2 separate regions of the Mus musculus genome follow, and region 2 is linked to region 1. Evidence: chromatin loops called from intact Hi-C (ENCODE). Cell type or tissue: left cerebral cortex. All regions are shown on one strand. Links, peaks and the distances in the headings refer to the core of each region. The heading gives the core; the rest is flanking DNA.

Region 1 (9,734 bases), core at 731-8,730:
TCCCTCAACAGAAGAATGGATACAGAAAATGTGGAACATTTGCACAATGGAATACTACTCAGCTATTAAAAACAATGGATTTATCAAATTCTTGGACAAACAGATGTATCTGGAGGATATCCTTAGTGAGGTAACTCAATCACAAAAGAAGTCATTAGATATGTACTCACTGATAAGTGGATATTAGCCCAGAAACATAGAACACCCAAGATACAATTTGCAAAACACAAGAAAATCAAGAAGAGGGAAGACCAATGGGTGGATACTTTATTCCTCCTTAGAATAGGGAACAAAATACCCATGAAAGGAGTTACAGAGACATAGTTTGGAGCTAAGACGAAAGGATGGACTATCCAGAGAATACCACACCCAGGGATTCATCCCATAATCAGCCACCAAACCCAGACACTATTGCATATGCCAGAAAGATTTTGCTGAAGGAACTCTGTTACAGCTGTCTGGTATGAGGCTATGCCAGTGCCTGGCAAATACAGAAGTGGATGCTCACAGTCATCTATAAGATGGAACACAGTGCCCCCAATGGAGGAGCTAGAGAAAGTACCCAAGGACCTAAAGGGATCTGCAACCCTATAGGTGGAACAACAATATTAACTAACCAGTAACGCCTGGAGCTCATGTCTCTGGCTGCATATGTATCAGAAGATGGCCTAGTCGGCCATCAGTGGAAAGAGAGGACCATTGGTCTTGTAAACTTTATATGCCTAAGTACAGGGGAACGCCAGGGCCAAGAAGTGGGAGTGTGGGGGGGAAGGTAGTTGGGGGGAAGGACATGGGGGACTTTTGGGATAGCATTGGAAATGTAAATGAAGAAAATACCTGTCTTAGTTAGGGTTTTACTGCTGTGAACAGACACCATGACCAAGGCAAGTCTTAATAAAACAACATTTAATTGGGCCTGGCTTACAGATTCAGAGGTTCAGTCCATTATCATCAAAGTGGGTGCATGGCAGTATCCACACAGGCATGGTGCAGGTAGAGCTGAAGAGTTCTATGTCTTCATCCAAAGGCTGCTAGTGGAAGACTGACTTCCAGGCAACTAAGGTGAGGATCTTATACCCACACCCATTCCAACCAGGTCACACCTATTCCAACAAAGCCACACCTTCAGATGGTGCCACTCCCTGGTCCAAGGATATACAAACCATCACAATATCTAATTTAAAAAAAAAAAGAAAAAAAACAAACAAACAAAAAAAAAAAAAAAGATGGAACACAGGGCCCCCAATGGAGGAGCTAGAGGAAGTACCCAAGGAGCTGAAGGGGTCTGTAACCTTATACAAGGAACAACAATATGAACTAACCAATACCCCCCGGAGCTCGTGTCTCTAGCTGCATATGTAGCAGAAGATGGCCTAGTCGGCCATCATTGGGAAGAGAGGCCCCTTGATCTTGCAAACTTTATATGCCCCAGTACAGGGGAACACCAGGGCCAAGAAGTGGGAGTGGGTGGGTAGGGGAGCAGCGTGGGGGGAGGGTATAGGGGACTTTCAGGATAGCATTTGAAATGTAAATAAAGAAAATATCTAATAAAAAATTGGAAAAAGTTTAAAAAGAAAATATCATCCTTAGTGAGGTAACCCAATCACAAAAGAACATACATGGTATGCACTCACTGATAAGTGGTATTAGCCCAGAAGCTCAGAATACCCAAGATACAATTCAAAAACCACATGAAACTCAAGAAGAAGGAAGACCAAAGTGTGACTACTTCGGTCCTTTTTAGAAGGGGGAACAAAATAACCATGGAAGGAGTTAGAGAGAGAAATTGTGGAGCAGAGACTGAAGGAATGACCATCCAGAGACTGCCCCACCTGGGAACCCATCCCATATACTGTTACCAAACCCAGACACTATTGTGGATGTCAATAAGTGCTTGCTGACAGAAGCCTGTTATAGCTGTCTCCTGAGAGGCTCTACCAGTGTCTGACAAATACAGAGGTGGATGGTCCCAGCCAACCATTAGACTCAGCACATGGTACCCAATGGAGGAGCAAGATAAAGGACAGAGGAGCTGAAGGGGTTTGTAGCCCTATAGGAGGAACAACAATATGAACTAACCAGTTCCCCCAGAGCTCCCTGCGACTAAACCACTAACCAAAGAGTACACATGGTGGGACTTATGGCTCCAGCTGCATATGTAGCAGAGAATGGCCTAGTCGATCATCAATGGGAGGAGAGGCCTTTGGTCATGTGAAGGCTCTATGCCCCAGTGTAGGGGAATGCCAGGGCCAGGAAGCAGGAGTGGGTGGGTTGTTGAGCAGAGGGAAGCGGGAGGGGATAAAGGATTTTTAGAGGGAAAACCCGGAAAGGGGATAAAATAAAGAAAATATCTAATAAAAAAAATATATGTTCCATCTCTGAATATGACCACATATTTGTGATATTAAATGACAGTTGTATCCAAAAACTTGATGCTGAAAAATAGCAATTAAATTTAAAGGCATTAAACATTATACATTATCTTTAAAAGGTCAAAAGTTTTAAAATATACCTGTGTGGTGATGACGTTGTATTGGGCAGCATGGTTCTAATATGTAAGTTCTGAGAAAGTAGACACTGTCACATGAAACTAATGGTTACTGTGTTGGACAGGAAGATGCAAGAACATTTCCATGTCCTCACCAACCTTACATCTGACAAAGGGCTAATATCCAAATTTTATCAAAATAAATAAATAAATAAACTCAAGAAGGTAAACACCAATAACCCAAATAACCCAAAAAGAAAAAAGTGGGGGGGGGGGGCACAGAGCTAAACAGAGAATTTTCAGCAAAGGAATCTCAAATGGTCGAAAAGCACTTTCAGAAACTTTCCAAGTCCTCAGTCAGCAGGGAAATGCAAATCAAAACAACTCTGAGATTCCATTTACACTGGTCAGAATGGCTAAGATCAAAAGCACATGGAAGATCAACAAAGTCAACTAACCTGGACCCCTAGGGCTCTCAGAGACTGAACCGCCAACCAAAGAGCATGCACAGCTGAACTCAAACCTCCCCTCGAATATGTAGCAGATGTGCAGCTTGGTCTTCATGCAGGGGAGAGGGGGCTACCCAAAACCTGTGGCCTGTCTGTGGGATATGTTCTTCTAGCTGGGCTGGCTTGTCTGGCCTCAGTAGAAGAGGATGTGCCTAGCCTCATAGAGACTTGATGTGCCAGGGTAGGGGGATACCCCGTACCCAGGGGTCCCCACCTGCTCAGAGGAGAAGAGGAGGGAATATAGGCAGAAAGACTGTGGGAGGGGATGACAGGGGGCAGTGAGTGGGATGTAAAGTGAATACGTAAAATAATAGTAATAACAAAATAGCAATGAGAAAAAACATTTCCATCATAGCAAAAAAAAAAAAGAAATGTCTAGTCAGTGCAGCTTTAGAGAGAGAAATTTTCAGAAATGGACAGGGACTGAAAGTGTATGTCAATGGTAGAGTGTCACTTGCCTATTTTTATTGCTTTGAACTACACTCTTAGAATTTAAAACAATTAAATATCCAAATTGCATTCTGGAGGATGAGTTATTGGCAAGATCTAAGTGTGTGTTGGATGAGGCCAGTATTAAGCCATCCACTGACTGATTTTCATCTTCATCTTAGTGACTTGAAGGTTAGCCAGTGGCAGCGGTGGTGGTGGCTCATGCCTTTAGTCCCAGCACAGAGGCAGAGGCAGGAGGATCTTTGGGATTTCGATGCCAGTCTGGTCTACAGAGTGCCACGACAGTCGTACATAGAGAAATCCTGTCTCAAAAAACAAACAAGCAAAAGGGTTTAAGGAGGCACTTTTTGTAACTTTTGTTTTTTGAGAGAAGGTCTTACTACGTAACCCTTGCTAAGCTGGAACTTGTGGTAATCTTCCAGCCTCACTCACCTGAATGCTGGGTTTACTGACATAAGCCACAATACTTGATTTGAGGTCTCTTTTCTTAGAAACATTTCAAAAGACTGACTCTAAGGCATGGTGGTAAACACGTGTAACCCCCTATGCAGGACCCTGAAGTAGCAGGGTCAAGGCAAGCTTGGGTGACTTGCTTCAATCCTTATCCCCAAATTTAAAGTATTCAAAAAGGGAGCTAGGAAGCTGTGTGTAGTGACACTTGCCTTCAATCCTATCACTTGAGGGGAGGTAGATGCAGATAGAGCTCTGAATTTGAAGCCAGTCTAGTCTACACAGTGAGTTCCGGGCCAGCCAGGGCTATGCAATAACACCTTTCTCAAATATAAAATGAAGGAGGAGCTATTGGTATAGCCAAGTGGCATAGTGCTTGCTTAACAAATGCAAGGCCTGGAATCCATTTCCCAGTACAGAAGAAACATCACAGGAACAGAGTGTCTTTAAATTTCCTTCTGGCAAACAACACAACTACCTTTTATATAATACATTCCAGATTCTATCCACATAGAGATGGCTTTTTGGCCTTTTGCAACTACAAAGACACAATCAAAACTTTCCTTTAGTGAACATCCCCAAGGTTCATATGGAGCCTGATTCTTAAAGTCCTTTGTCTGTGATTTCTCCAATGAAGTGTCACTACCTATAGCCATCTGAATAGTCCAGGTTTGCAGAGCCTGGCTCAGTCCTGGATCTGAGTATCTGATAATCATTGGAGGAGACCCGAGTGCAGAAAGCAAAGGTCCTGCTGTTTTTTATTCTCTCACCCAACAGCCATTAAAGTCTTCCATAGCATCTCACAAATATTTTCCTGTTTTTAGAGGTTCTATTACATTCCTTATTATGGCTAGCTAGCAGGCATAGCATAATTATTAAACATATCCTACATTGGATTCATGAGCACTTAAGCGTTTTTCTTCAGTGCACTGCTGCCATCTTCAGGAGTTTGGGAGGAACTGCTCCCAAAAGATCATCACAGCTGGACTTGTTAACAGCTGACATTCCCTCAAAGAAGGAAGGAGTGGGGAGAGAAACTCAGCCCTCAAGTGAGTATTTCGTCACCCCTCCCAACCAGTTAAATGCAAATCTGAATTGTGTACGTGGTTGAGGGATTAGGGAGGGGCTGTAGCACTTAGGCAGGGTAGAAATAGGGAAGGGTCTCCATTTACACGGCCCTGGGGGAGTCATCATCCATGTTGAATGCAGACATTCCAGTGCGGCTGCTTTAATGTCTCCCAGGCTCTATAAATAAGCCTTTTAAACAAGTTCATTGGTTCCCCAGGCTGGACGTTGGTGGAGCCTTACTGCTAGGCTTCAATTCTGGTACAAATGGCTGAGATACCTACTTAACGAACGTATCAAAGCAGAGTCTGGCTGCCTGTTTCTCCCTTCACTTCTCAGTCCATACCTCTTACTGGGCCTTCCTGGCTGGCAAACCCCCTCCTCTTCTTTCCCCCCTCCCCGACACTCCCTACCCCGCCCTTGAACTCTTCAGCCCAAGAGATTGGGTTGCTCTTCCTCATATAATCCGTTCATGTTGGTTACCCCAGTCTTTTAGGCCTTCAGGCTGTAGCACCTGTTTGCCCTCTCCCCTCCACCCTCTCTCCTTTCCCCTCTCCTCACATGGCTCAGGGTCAAGTCCACTATGGACTCTCCCAGATGTCCCAGCCTCTGACTGCGCTCTCCCTTTTATCCACAACAAAGCTTCTCCCCCGCCATACCTAGGAGCAGTCGTGTCCTGTCCTTTTTACTGATCTATTTTTTCATTCACTTACCTCAAGTGGTCATTGGCACCATAGAAAGAGGAGGTAGATATTGTTTATGACTCCTCCAGAGTTTTAACAAGATCAGGCCATTATTGTATCCTTTGGGGGAGCAGTGAGACAGGGTTTCTCTGTGTAACCCTGGCTATCCTGACACTCACCCTGTAGACCAGGCTAATCTGGAACTCAGAGAGTCTTTGGCCTCTGCTTCTCAAGGTCTGGGATAAAAGGTGTGCACCTCCACTGCCCTGCCATTATTGGATCTTACAGAATCCAACAATTAGCTCTTCCTGAATGGAAATGTTTATTTTTCAGCATATTTTCTTACTGTATTTATTATCAAGTGGAAAACCTAAATAATTCCTATGGCTCCATCTACTCTTTGTTAACTTAAAAATTACTAATTTTGGAGGCTACTCCGCTGGGGAACACATTGAAATTCTCCCGTTAGCTTTGTAGATAGTGAGTGCCTTTATCTTGTGGATTATGATGATAATGGTTGCCTAGGCAACTTCTTAGAGACTTGAAAGAAACTTTTGCTGAAAGCCCTTGATTGTTCACTTTGGTCTGTAGGAACAAATGGAGAAGGCTAATTAACATCTCTGCCTTATACACATGTCATTTCTATTTTTAAAATGTATTGTGTAGCACATTTGCCATAGAGTATTGCTACACACTCCAAGGTCAGAGGCCCAAATATGGAAGTCAGTACTCTCCTACCTCGTGGATCACAGGGATTGACGCAGATTATGGGGCTTGGTGGCAAACATCTTGACCCACTGAACTAGCTTACTGGTCCTTCTTTAAATAAATTTAAGCACGCATGATGCTTTTCTAGAACCTGAGTTTGCTTCCAAATTCTCACACCAGGTAGCTCACAATTACCTATGATTTCAGCTCCAGAGGCACTGACGCCATCCTATGGCTTTTGCATGTGGCATACACACATGCAGACACACAACCATACAAGGAAAAAATAATTTTAAAATGTATCCTTAAATTTTTTTTCTTTGCGAGGGATTGTCTTGGGGGGGGGGGGGCTTGGGGGGGTGGTTTGGTTGTTTGTTTTAGTTTTTTGAGACAGGGTTTTTCTGTATAATAGCCCTAGCTGTCCTTGAATTCACTTTGTAGGCTAAGCTGACCCTGAACTCAGAGACACCTCCCAACCCCCGCCCACCTCTGCCTCCTGAATGCTGGAATGTAAAATGTGCACCACCACCACCACCACCACTGCCCAGCTCTTGCTTGCTTGCTTGCTTGCTTGCTTGCTTGGTTTCATTCTTTCCTTTCTTTTCCTTCTTTCTTCCTTTCTTTCTTTCTTTCTCTTTTAATACCAACTGCTTTTCACTACCACGTTTCAGAAAACTTTCACAAAATGGTTTTTAAAATAAATAACAACACCAAAACCCTTTACAACCATGGCTAATGTAGTTATTTTCATTGTTCTCAGTCACCTCCAAACCCATTGTGTGCAAAGCTCATCTTTCCATGCATCTACATGATAGATACAGGTTGTGCGTGCTTTATTTTTATCTGTAGCAGTTTATACAGGTACAGCCAGATACAAAGCTTCAGGATAAATTGTCCAAACTTTATACAATGCTAGATTTGAGATTAAAATATGAAACATAAAGTCTATACAAAACTGATAAAAATCAGATGCCAGGACTGAAACTTAGAACCCAACGTAGAAGGAAGTCTTATTTCAAGGGCTTTGCCTGCTACAGAGCAGTCTAAATGAAGTCAAGAAGCTTTGTGTTTAAATTATGCACTCTGCAGATACTGTACCAATCCCAAGAGCTACACATAGATCATAGCAGTTGGCCGGTCCAGCACACGTGGACAGTAAATACACCTGTGCCGTTGACAAACGTGCTTTCTGTTGCATTTCCTGCTTATGACTAGCAAGGAAGTCTGCTGGCACATGTACTCTTTTCTGTTGATTTCTGTCCCAACCTTTGTCTGCTTAACTACAATATTTGAAACTCTTGTTAAATAAGTGATTACTTAATACCCAATTCAGCTGCAGTGTTGAATGGGTCCCAGTAAGGCTAGATGTGCACTCTGTGTGGGGGTCTTCATTGTCCTGGTCTCACCCTTTGCTTCATTAGTTCAGATTCTTCCCAGTGATAGAGCTGCTTCCTTCAGCATAGTCCTCCTGTTCCAATGTAGGCTAAGGACAAACTCAGGAGTTTAGAAAAGTATAGCTCAACTAGTACAGTGCTTGCCAGGCATGCACAAAGCCCTAGGTTCAATTCTTAGTATGGCATAAATCAGGATGATGTCACACACCTGCAGAGACAAAAGCATCTGAAATATAAGGTCATTCTTTACAACGTGAGTCTGAGACAAGCCTAGAAGGGGAAAAACAAAAACCAAACAAGGCATTGGTGACGGGGAGGACATCACTACCTTTGCCAAGGATGGAAAGGTTCATTAAAATATAGCAAATACTTGCCATGACTCTTGAAGTGCCATAGATAAACCAAGGAATGACATTTAAGTTGCCTGAGCTCTATCAGTGAGCCCAAAGACCATCAAGCTCACAGTGGCCTTATGAAAACCAAATACCAGGTTTTGGGTATGGACCCTCATACTCCAAGGTCAGAGGATTTCAAAAAGTTCTTCTGCTGTGACCATCCCCCGAGAGATGAGGAAAAGAGTCCAGATGTTAGTCTCTTTGTCTGGGGAAAGATAGGAAACCTCCCAAGATTGATGACAATACCTGAGACTGTAGGTAACTCCTTGGGGGAGGGGTGTTTGTTTGTTTGTTTGTTTGTTTTCTGAACACACAACTGAAGATGCCAATAGCAGTCCTGTGGGTCAGGAGGAGGCCCAGCAGAGCTTCTGCTCACCTTTGTCCTGAGGAGGAACTGTGTTAGGAATAGGATGAACAATTAGGAAGAGAGAGACAGCAACACTATTGCTTATTCTTGTGTCTACTGGTACCTAATGAGCAAGCACCCCTCCCACTTTTATCAAACATCTGTGGCTGTGTCAGGAAGAATAGAAGCCCTTCTGTCTAATCTTCCTGTCTCACTTGGGAAACAGTCAGAACAAAATAGAAGGATTCTCTTTGAAGAGACTGCTTTTACCTGCTGAGAAGCAAAGTAGCATACTAGCCATGCAATCTTGAAAAGGCACAGAACAATGGAACTTGGCCAGAAATACTAAGCTAGCAGAGTAAAAGAGAATCCATGTAAGTTGTTCGTAGTAGAGTCATGTGGAGTAATCCAAGAAAGAAAATCACTCCAGGATGAAATATGACCTTGCAGGCATCGTGGAGGTCCTGCCTCTGATGGACTGACTTCAAACTGCCATGTCAAAGCATATTTACTGATCATTATACAAAAATTGTTTATTGCGTAAAATAAGTTCCTCATAGCAGAGCCACTGGTCTATTCTATGTGCTACATGAAGAAAAACATCACATCCCTGCAACTTCAGTCCTTTCTGTGCACTGTTTGGAATACCCAATCATGCAAGATATTCAAGGTGTGCCAGGATTGTCTTATGGCCAAAGTCATGCAAAGGTTATAATGCTCTTTCAGGAAAACAATTCTGTAAATCACAGAAAACAATCACTGTTTTCTACAGTGATTTCTTCGGGGACTAAGTACTTCTAGAAAACAACTACTTCATTCTGATGTTTACCCTAGGTAAAATGACTCTACTAGTTTTCCTTCTATGGTAAGTGGACACAGATCATTATTTACTTAGAGAAAATAAAGTCGTTGATTGATTGATTGCTTGATTGATTGATTGATTGATTGATTATGCCTTGGGGTGTGCTTGTATGTCATGACATGCATCACAGGACAACTTAAAGGAGTCAGTTGTCTCCTTCCACCATGCAGGTCTAGGTCACAAACTCAGGTCAGATGGCTTGGCAAGTGCCTTTTACCTACTAAGTCATTTCTCTGTTCCCCAAATTCATTCATTCATTGTTTGTTTGTTTGTTGCAGGGAAGGGTCTCTCAATGGACCCCTGGCTATCCTATAACTCCATATGTAGACCAGGCTGGCCTCTGCCTGTGCCTCCCAAATGCTGAGATTAAAGGCTTATGCTACA
Region 2 (9,734 bases), core at 1,180-9,179, 1.6 Mb before region 1:
AGCCAGCTCTTCCTGGACTTGGCCAACAAGGGAGTCCTGTCCTTCTGGTGTGGTAACTTGGCCAATGGCATCAGATACTTCTTCATTCAGGCTCTTGACTTTGCCTTCAATACAAGCAGATCTTTCTGGTTTATAGAGCAAATCCCAGGACAGCCAGGGCTACACAGAGAATCCTTGTCTCAATAAAAAACCCAGTCCAACCCAGCTGAAAATGAAGAAAGAAAATTGAGTACCACACAGGGAAGACACGTGAAAGGTCACACAGGTCTCCCATAGCATGACCTTTCTTTGTCCACCATATTGTGGTACCTCCAGATGATAGCATTCCAGAATCTTTTCAGTATCTATACTTCTTGTAGTATATGTGTATAAGTGCATATATGTATGCATTTGTATGTGTGCAGGTATCCATGTTTGTGAAGAACAGAGGTTAACCTCAGATGTCATTGCTTAGGAGCCACCTGCCATCATCTTTATTATTATTATTATTATTATTATATTTTTTGAGACAAGGTCTCTCTAGAGAACTGGAGCTCACCAATTAAGCTAAGGTGGCTGGCCAGTCAACCACAGGGATATTTCTGTCTCCATTGTCCTATCATTGGGATTATACAAGCTATCAATCATATCAGAGTCCCTCAGTTGTAAATACAGAATTCTTAGGAAGTTTCGGCTGGCCTTACCCAACAGTTATCAGTCAGCCACAGAGAGGAATGTTTACTGAGACAGTCATTTCTCAAGATAGTCTGTCTAAGCTGATCCAACAATTCCAGGAAGAAGAGACCACAAACCTGCACATATCCTCCTATAGCCTCATCAACTTCCTTATTCCCTAGACCCTGACCCACTCCTATAAAGGATCCCAGCCAGCCCTTTCCCTCGAAATTATAAAGGCCTGAGAATATTTCTGTGAGAAACTGTGGTCAAAGACTAAATATGGAATTAAAAGTCCTTTTAGCCCCATTATCTCCTATGCTTGTTGGAGTTTTGTTTAGAGCTGAGGCAGAAACATGCATTCCATAGTATTTACAAAGGTTAATATTAACCAAAACCAAACCAAACCAAACCAAACCAAACCAAACCAAACCAAACCAAACCAAACCAAACCAAGTGTTGTTGAGGATGTGGACAAACTACAACCTTGCATATTATTGGTAATAATGTAAAGAGATACAGAGAATATAGGAGACAATCTGGTACTATCCTGAAAAATTAAAAAGATTACAGGGTTAGAGAAATAGCTCAATGGTTAAGAGCACTGGCTGTTTTTCCAGGGGACCTAGGTCTGATTCTAAGTACCTACCTGTCAGCCCACAAGCATCTGTAACTTCAGTTACAGGAGATCCAGTTCCCTATTATTGCTTCTGTGGGCACTAGACACCCACATGGCACACACAGATAATGCAGCTACACGTAGATATGTACCCATACATGTAAAATGAAATTGAAAAGAATTTAAAAATAGAACCACTATATGACTCAACACTTGCACTTCTTGGTATGGACTCAAAGGCAGGTATTGAAGAAATACTTGGAGATACATATTTGTAGCAGCTTTCATATTTAATTTAACACTTCATCTCTATGAGGTACTTAACAGCAATCAAAATTATAAAGACAGGAAGTAGATAGAATGGTGATTGCCAGGGAGGACGGAGAGGTGGAGGGCGTCAGTTACTTTTCTCATTGCTTGAAAAAATACCTGAGAAAAACAAGGAGGAAGGATTTATTTTGACTCATGACTCCAATCAGTCTGTCTGCCTGTCTGTCGACAGTCTCACTATACAGCTCTGGAACTCACTATGTAGACCCAGCTGGCTTGAACTCATAGAGCTCTTCCTGCCTCTGCCTTTTGAGTGTTGGGATTTAAGATGTACACTACCACACTTGGCCTCTTGGCTCACAGTGTGAGGGTACAGTCCGTCACGGCAGGACAAGCGTGGTGGCAGGAGCTTGAGTCAGGTTGTTCCATTGCATCCACAGCCAGGAAGCAAAGAGAACGATGAAGGCTGTTGCTCAGGTTTTTTTTCTCCTTTCCCGAGCCCATGAAATGGTGCCATCGACATTTAAGGCAAGTCTCCCAACCTCAGTATGCTCAGTCTAAAAACCATCTCAGGCATGCCAAGATGTTTGTCTCCTAGCTGAATTTAGATTCTGACGAGTTGACAATCAGTATTAACCATTACAGGGAATAAGGAGTCATTGTTTAGTGGAGTGTTAGGGTGATAATTGCTGTGATGACCAAAAGCAGCTTGGAGAAGAAAGAGTTAACCTTACTTATAGTTCTATTGTCACTGAAGGAAGTGAAGGCAGAAACTCAAATAGGGCAGGAACTTGGAGGCAGGAGCTGATGCAGAGGCCATGGATGAGTGCTGCTTACTGGTTTGATTTCCATGGCTTGCTCAGTCTGTTTTGTTATCGAACACAGGACCACCAGCCCAGGGTGGCTGGGCCCTCCAATGTCAATCACTAAGAAAATGTCCTACAGGCTTGTTTGCAGCCTGATCTGATGGGGGCATATACTCAGTTGATGTTTCCTCTCAGATGTCTCTAGCTTGTACCAAAACTAGTTATCGTAAGTGGGTACTGAGTTTGAGTTTGGCAAGAAGGACCCTGGAGGTGGATGGTGGTGACAGTTGTACAATGTGGACTCAAGAGCTGAAGAGATGTCTCAGCAGTTAAGAGCACCAACTGCTCTTCCAGGAGACCATAGTTCAGTTCCCAGCACCCATGTCAGGTGGCTCACACCCACCTGCCACTCTAGCTTCAGGGGATCTGACACCCTGGTTTCTGTGAGCACCCGAACACATATTTGCTCACTCCCACACAGACACATACAGCTACACATAACTAAAAATAATAAAAATAAAATTTAAAACAATAACATGGAGTCAATACCTCTGAGTAATACACTAAGAAATAGTTAAGAGTGATTCCTAAGCTAGCACAGGACCTGCAGAATCTACATAAAAGCTGCATGTGGTCTACACACACATGGCTTGCTGGCCACCAGCCTGCTCCAGATTCAAGAGAATTAGGTAGAGTATGATAGAGTGGAACACCTGATGTCCTCTAGCCTCTGCATGGAAACAGCAGAGCACACTTGCACACGTGCACATACACTACACACACACACACACACACACACACACACACACACACACACACACACCGGTTAATTTTAGGCCAGGGTGATGCTATCTGTTTGTAATCTCAGCAGTTAGGAGACAGAAAAAAAAATAGGGTTTCTGTAAGTTTGACGCCAATTTGTACCAGGCCAGCCTCAAAACCAACCAACCACCCACCCACCCACCTAACTAACCAACACCCCGCAAAAATCAAGGGCTGAAGAGATGCCTTGGTAGTTAAGAGCTCTAACCACTCTTCCAGATATCCCTGGTTCAATTTTCAGCACCCACATGAATGCAACATCAGTTCTAGGGATCCAACTTCTTCATCTAGCCTCCCCCGAGCACTATACACACACATGGTGTGCAGTTATATATGCAGGCAATACACCAAAAAAAAACCCCAAAAGAAAATATATTTTATTATTATTATTATTGTTATTGTTATTATTGTTATTATTTGTGTTTCTCTGTGTAACAGCCCTGACTGTCTTGGAACTCACTCTGTAGATCAGGTTGCCTTCAAACTCACAGAGATCTGCCAGCCACTGCCTCCCTAGTCTGCAATTAAAGGCATGCACCATCAAGTCTGGCCTGAAAACAAACATTTATTTTTAAATGTATTCTTTCATACAATACATCCCAATGGCAGCCTGCCCTCTCCCAGATCCATTCTCCATTTCTCTTCAGGAAAGAGCAGGCTTCCCAGTGATACCAGCTGGCTTCTCAGTGATACCAGCTGAACTCAGCATAGCAAGATGCAATAAGACTAGGCACAAACACCCATATCAAGGCTGGACGAAGCAACTCATAGGAGGAAAAGGGTCCCAAGAGCTGGCAAAGAGTCACTGATATCCCTTCTCCCTCTGTTAGGAGCCCTACAAAAAAACCCAAGTTAAATAAACACAGCATGTATGCAGAGGACCTAGCACAGACCTAGTGTAGGCTCTGTGATTGCCACTGCAGTCTCTGTGAGCCCCTATGAGCCCTGCTTAGTTGATTCTGTGGACTGTGTTTTCCTGGAGTCCTCAACCCTTCTGGCTCTTATAATCCTTCCTTCTCCTCTTCTACAGGTTTCCCTGAGCTCCAGCTAATGTTTGAGTGGGTCTCTGCATCTGCTCCCGTAAGCTGCTGGAAGGAGCCTCTCTGATGTCAATTGGGCTAGGCACCAATGTATGAACATCATTAGGAATCATTTCAGTGACTTTTTTCTCCCTTTTCAATTGTGTTTGGTTCTACTCTAGGTATCTGAGCCAAACATTCAGTTTCCAGTTCCTGGAATCCAGGCAATGTTGGGCACGGGCTCCCTCTTGTGGCTTGGGCCTGGTTATACCAGTCTTTGGTTGGCCACTCTCACAAGCTTTGAGCCACGATCTTGCAGGCAGGACGGGTACATACATGCTGTGCATACATGCTGTGTTTATTTATGGGTTGAAGGTTTTATGGCTGGATTGGTGCCTGGGTCCTGCCACTGGAAGCCTGCTAGGTTATCAAAGATGGATGATTCAGGCTTCATATACTCCATTACTAGGAGTCCTTGCTAGGGTCATCTTCATGGGTGAAGGAAGTTTCTGCTGTGTTCCTAGAAATGTTTCAGTATTCTGGTAATCTTTTCCTGTACTCCTTCCTCTGTCCCTCACTTCCTCACCCAATTCCCTCCTGTTTCCGTCCCCACCCACCAAGTCTATCCACAAATTATATTTTTCCTCCCCAGGGAGAACCCTGCATCCCCCTAGCCTTGTTACTTAGACTCTCTGGGTCTGTGGATTGTAGTGTGATTATATTTTATTTAACAGCTAATATCCACTTGTGAATCAAAATCACGTTTGTCTTCCTGGGTCTGGGTCACCTCACTCTGGATGTTTTAGTTCCATCCATTAGCTTAAAATTTTTATAATGTCATTTTTTCTCTAACAGCTGAGTAACACTCCATTGTGTAAGCATACCACGTTTTCTTTATCCATTCTTCTGTTTGAGGGGCATCTAGGTTGTTTCCAGTTTCTGGCTATTAGGAATAAAGCTTCTATAAACATAGCTAAGCAAGTGAGAGTGGGGTAGGATGGGACATCTTTTGTGTATGTGCCTAAGAGAGGTAAATCTGGGTCTTGAGGTAGATTGATTCCCAATTTTTTCTGAGAAACAACCATATTGATTTCCATAGTGGCTGTGACCTACCAGCAATGAAGGAGTGTTCCCCTTGCTCCACATCCTTGATAGCATAAGTTGTCACTTATGTTATTGATCTTGGTCATTCTGACAGGTGTAAGATGAAATCTCAGAGTAGTTTTGACTTGCATTTCTCTGATGGCTATGTACAATGGAACCAAACTGAAGCCATTTTTGAATAGAACTTCCATTTTGAATAGGAGTCAAATACATTTTAAGTTCCAAGACGTCCCTGGATAACAGATATCCTGCTTGGTAGAAAGAGACATTACTGTGGGTAGTTGAAATCACAGTTGGCAAGCTGAAATGAGACTGCAAGGCAAATCATCCTTCCATATCTGTTGTCTTAGTTAGGGTTTTATTGCTGTGAACAGACACCATGACCAATGCAAGTCTTATAAAGGACATCATTAATCCTTTATAATCCTGACTTACAGGATTCAGAGGTTCATCCCAGTATCATAAGGTAAGGAGAATGGCAGTGTCCAGGCAGGCATGTCACAGGAGGATCTGAGAGTTTTACATCTTCATCCAAAAGAAGCCAGGAACAAATTGTGGAGGGTCTCAAAACCCACACCTACAGTGACACATTTCCTCCAACAAGGCCACACCTCCTAATAGTGCCACTCTCTGGGTCAAGCATATTCAAACCAACACAGCTTGATAACCCAGCCAGTGGGAGCAGGATAAGTGTACCACAAAGATATGTTCCAAAGAAGTCACCTATTCTTAAATCATGAGATAACTTGGCATAGATGTTTGTGTATTTCAAGCTTAAACTCTGACTCAGGGTCACAGTTCAGCTTCTGAGTCTATTTTATGGCTCTGATCAATTTCTAGTGGATTGAGTACAATAAAATAAATCAGTAGCCTTCCTTTATAGAAAGGATAAATGGGCTGAGAAAGAAATTAGGGAAATAATTCCCTTCACATTAGCCACAAATAGTATAAATATCTTGGGATAACTCTAACCAAACAAGTGAAAGACCTGACTGACAATAACTTCAACTCTCTCAAGAAAGAAATCGAAAAAGATCTCAGAAAATAGAGAGATCTCCCATATTCATGGATTGGCAGAATTAACATAATAAAAATGGACATCCTACCAAATCTATAGATTCAATGCAATCCCCATCAAAATCCCAACACAATTCTTCAAAGACATGGAAAGAGCAATCTTCAAATTCATCTGGAAAGGCAAAAAACCTGGAATAGCAAAAAAAATTCTTAATAATAAAAGAACAGCTGCGGGAATCACTATCCCTGACCTCAAGCTTTACTACAGAGCAATAGTGATAAAAACTGCATGGTTTTGGTACAGAGACAGACATGTTGATCAATGGAATAGAATTGAGGACCCAGAAATAAAACCACACACTTATGGTCACTTGATCTTTGACAAAGATGCCAAAAATATACAATGGAAAAAAGAAATCATCTTCAATAAATGGTGCTGGTCTAACTGGCTGTCAGTATATAGAAGAATGAAAATAGACCTATTTTTGTCACCTTGTACAAAGCTCAAGTCCAAGTGGATCAAGGACCTTAACATAAAACCAGATACACTGAATTTAATAGAAGAGAAAGTGGAAAAGAGCCTTGAACTCATTGGCAGAGGGGGAAATTTCCTAAACAGAACTTCAGTGGCTCATGTTCTAAGATCAACACTTGATAAATGGGACCTCATGAAACTGGAAAGCTTCTGAAAGGCAAAGGACATAGTCAATAAGACAAATTGGCAGCCTACAAATTGGGAAAAAGAATCTTCATTAACCCCACATCTGATAGAGGGCAAATATCCAAAATATATAAAGAACTCAAGAAGTTAATCATGAAAAAAACCAAACAACCTAATCAAGAAATGCAGTATAGAACTAAACCAAGAATTCACAACTGAGGAATCTCAAGTAGCTGGAAGCACCTAAAGAAATGTTCAAAGTCCTTATCGATCAGAGAAATGCAAATCAAACGACCCTGAAATTCCATCTTACACCAATCATAATGGCTAAGATCAAAACCTCAGGTGACAACACGTGTTGGAGAGGATGTGGAGAAAGAGGAACACTCCTCTACTGCTGGTGGGATTGCAAACTGGTACAAACACTCTGGAAATCAATCTGGAGGCTTCTCAGAAAATTGGAAATAGATCTACCTGAAGATCCAGCTATACCACTCTTGGGAATATACCCAAAAGATACCCCACCATGACACAGGGGCACATGTTCCACTATGTTCATAGCAGCCTTATTTGTGATAGCCAGAAGGTGAAAACAACCCAGATGTCCCATGACAGAAGAATGGATTCAGAAAATGTGATTCATTCACACAATGGAATACTACTCAGTTATTAAGAATGAGAACATCCTGAGTTTTGTAGGCAAATGGATAGAACTAGAAAATATCATCCTGAAAGAGATAACTCAGACCCAAAAGGACATGCATGGTATGTACTCACTAATAAGTGGATATTAGCCAAAAAAATCCCAAAACAAAACAACAACAACAACAAAACAAAACAAAAAACAACTCCCCCCCAAAACCCTCCCAAAACATATAGAATATCCAAGACACAGTTCACAGAATTCAAAAAGCTCCACAAGCTGAAGTGCCCAAGTGAGGATACCTCAGTTCCACTTGGGAGAGAGAAGGAAGAAATCACAAGTTGGGAGGGAGGGAAGGACCTGGGAGGGAAAGTGGATGAGGGGAGGAGTTTGGAGGGGTGGGGTGGGGAGGGAAACCTGATCTGGTATTGGGTGAGGGAAAAGGACTGAAGCCCTGAGGGCCAGCAGAAAGAATGTAAACAGGCAACCTCAGAAAATAGGAGCTTGGGGGGACCCCCCAGAATGCACCAGAGACCTGGGAGGCGAGAGACTCTCAGGACTCAAAGGGAGAGACCTTAGATGAAACGTCCTGCCCGACAGTAGGGAGAGGGAACTTGATAGAGCCCACCTCCAGCAGGAAGATGGGGCATCACGTGCAGGATGGGGTTGCCATCCTATAGTCACACCTCTGACCCATAATTGTTCCTCTCTGAAAGAATTACAGGGATGGAAATGGAGAAGAGCTTGAGGAAAAGAAGGTCCAGGGACAGGCCCAAAGTGGGATCCAGGTCAAGGGGAGGGTCTATTACTGAGGCTATGGAGAGCTCACAAAAAGAGACCTATCATGACTGCCCTCCGAAAGACCCAACAAGCAGCTGAGAAAGTCAGATGCATATTTGCACCCAACCAGTGGACAGAAGTAGCTGACTCCTGTTGTTGAATTAGGGAAGGCTGAAAGAAGCTGAGGAAAAGGGTCACCCTATAGGAGAACCAGCAGTCTTAATTAATCTGGACCCCTGAGATCTTTCAAACACTGGACCACCAAACAGACAGCATACACCAGCTGATATGAGGCCCCCAACACACATACAGTAGAGAACTTCTGGGTCTGTGTTCATTCAGAGATGATGCACCTAACCCTCAAGAGACTGGAGGCCCCAGGGAGCTTAGAAGTCAGATGAGGTAGCGGGTGGGGGCATCCACGTGGAGACGGGGTGTGCTGGGGAGGAGGTGTGGGATATGGAGCAGACAGAGGATGGATGGGGGGGGGCAGGTAATGGAGTATGGAATTTTAAAAATAAAAATAAAATTAAAAAATTTTCTCATCTACTTAAATAATAAGATGAACATCTGAAGATGCAGTCAGCTTCTGTGTCTGTGCTGTTGTCCTTGACTGGTCAGTTTTTGTGCCTAATTCAAATAAAGATCTTGCTTCGCTGGACTCTTGTGACTATTTGGGTTGGTTTTTTTTTTTTTTTTGGACCCCCCAACAGCTAAGGATGTTGAACACTTCTTTAAGTGTTTCTCAGCCATATGACATTCCTTTATTGAGAACTCTCTGTTTAGCTTTGTACCTCATTTTTTGACTGGATTGTTTAGTTTGTTGATGCCTAGTTTCTTGAGTTCTTTATATATTTTGGACATTAGCCCTCTATTGAACGTAGAGTTGGTACACATCTTTTCCCATTCTGTAGGCTGCTGTTTTGTCCCCTTGACAGTGTCCTTTGTGGAAGTTACAGAAGCTTTTCCATTTCATGAGGTTCCATTTATTAATTGTTGATATTAGTGCCTGCATATGTGTGTTGGGGTGCACTAACCCCTGTCTTCAGAAAGTTGTTTCCTGTACCAATGAGCTCAAGCTGTTCCCTACTTTCTCTTCTATTCAGTTCAGTTTTTACACTGAGGTCTTTGATCCACTTGGACTTACACTTTATGTAGAGTGATAAATATGGATCTATTCACATTCTTCTACATGCAGGCATCCAGTTAGACCAGCGCCATTTGTTAAAGATTCTTTTTTTGTTTTCATTGCTTATTTCTGACTTCTTTATAAAAAATTGGGTGTTCATAGGTGTGTGGATTTATGTCTGGGTCTTTAATTTGATTCATTTGATCAACA

Evidence for each region. Peaks named below come from ENCODE experiments on the same cell type or tissue, not always from the same donor. Only the 100,000 strongest peaks of a DNase experiment are listed, where the experiment ranks them.
Region 2: a loop joins it to region 1, with 12 times the contacts of the local background. A loop is called at or near these places in 3 of 42 quality-filtered maps.

What each region holds. Positions count from the first base shown.
Region 1 is chr4:121,236,649-121,246,382 of GRCm38, reverse strand. It overlaps Gm30102 (a long non-coding RNA gene), which reads right to left. Exons shown (of 4, transcript XR_868091.1): 3 at 8,389-8,536; 4 at 7,170-7,955. Gm40239 (a long non-coding RNA gene) reads left to right here and starts at 4,875. Exons shown (of 2, transcript XR_868089.1): 1 at 4,875-4,946; 2 at 9,629-9,734. In left cerebral cortex, for the core only: a CTCF peak has its summit at 4,837 (motif pointing left); a DNase peak (open chromatin) is centred at 4,855.
Region 2 is chr4:122,803,024-122,812,757 of GRCm38, reverse strand. No RefSeq gene overlaps it. Among named protein-coding and RNA genes, the nearest start is that of Ppt1, 28 kb to the left of the region's middle. In left cerebral cortex, for the core only: a CTCF peak has its summit at 4,433 (motif pointing left); a DNase peak (open chromatin) is centred at 4,433.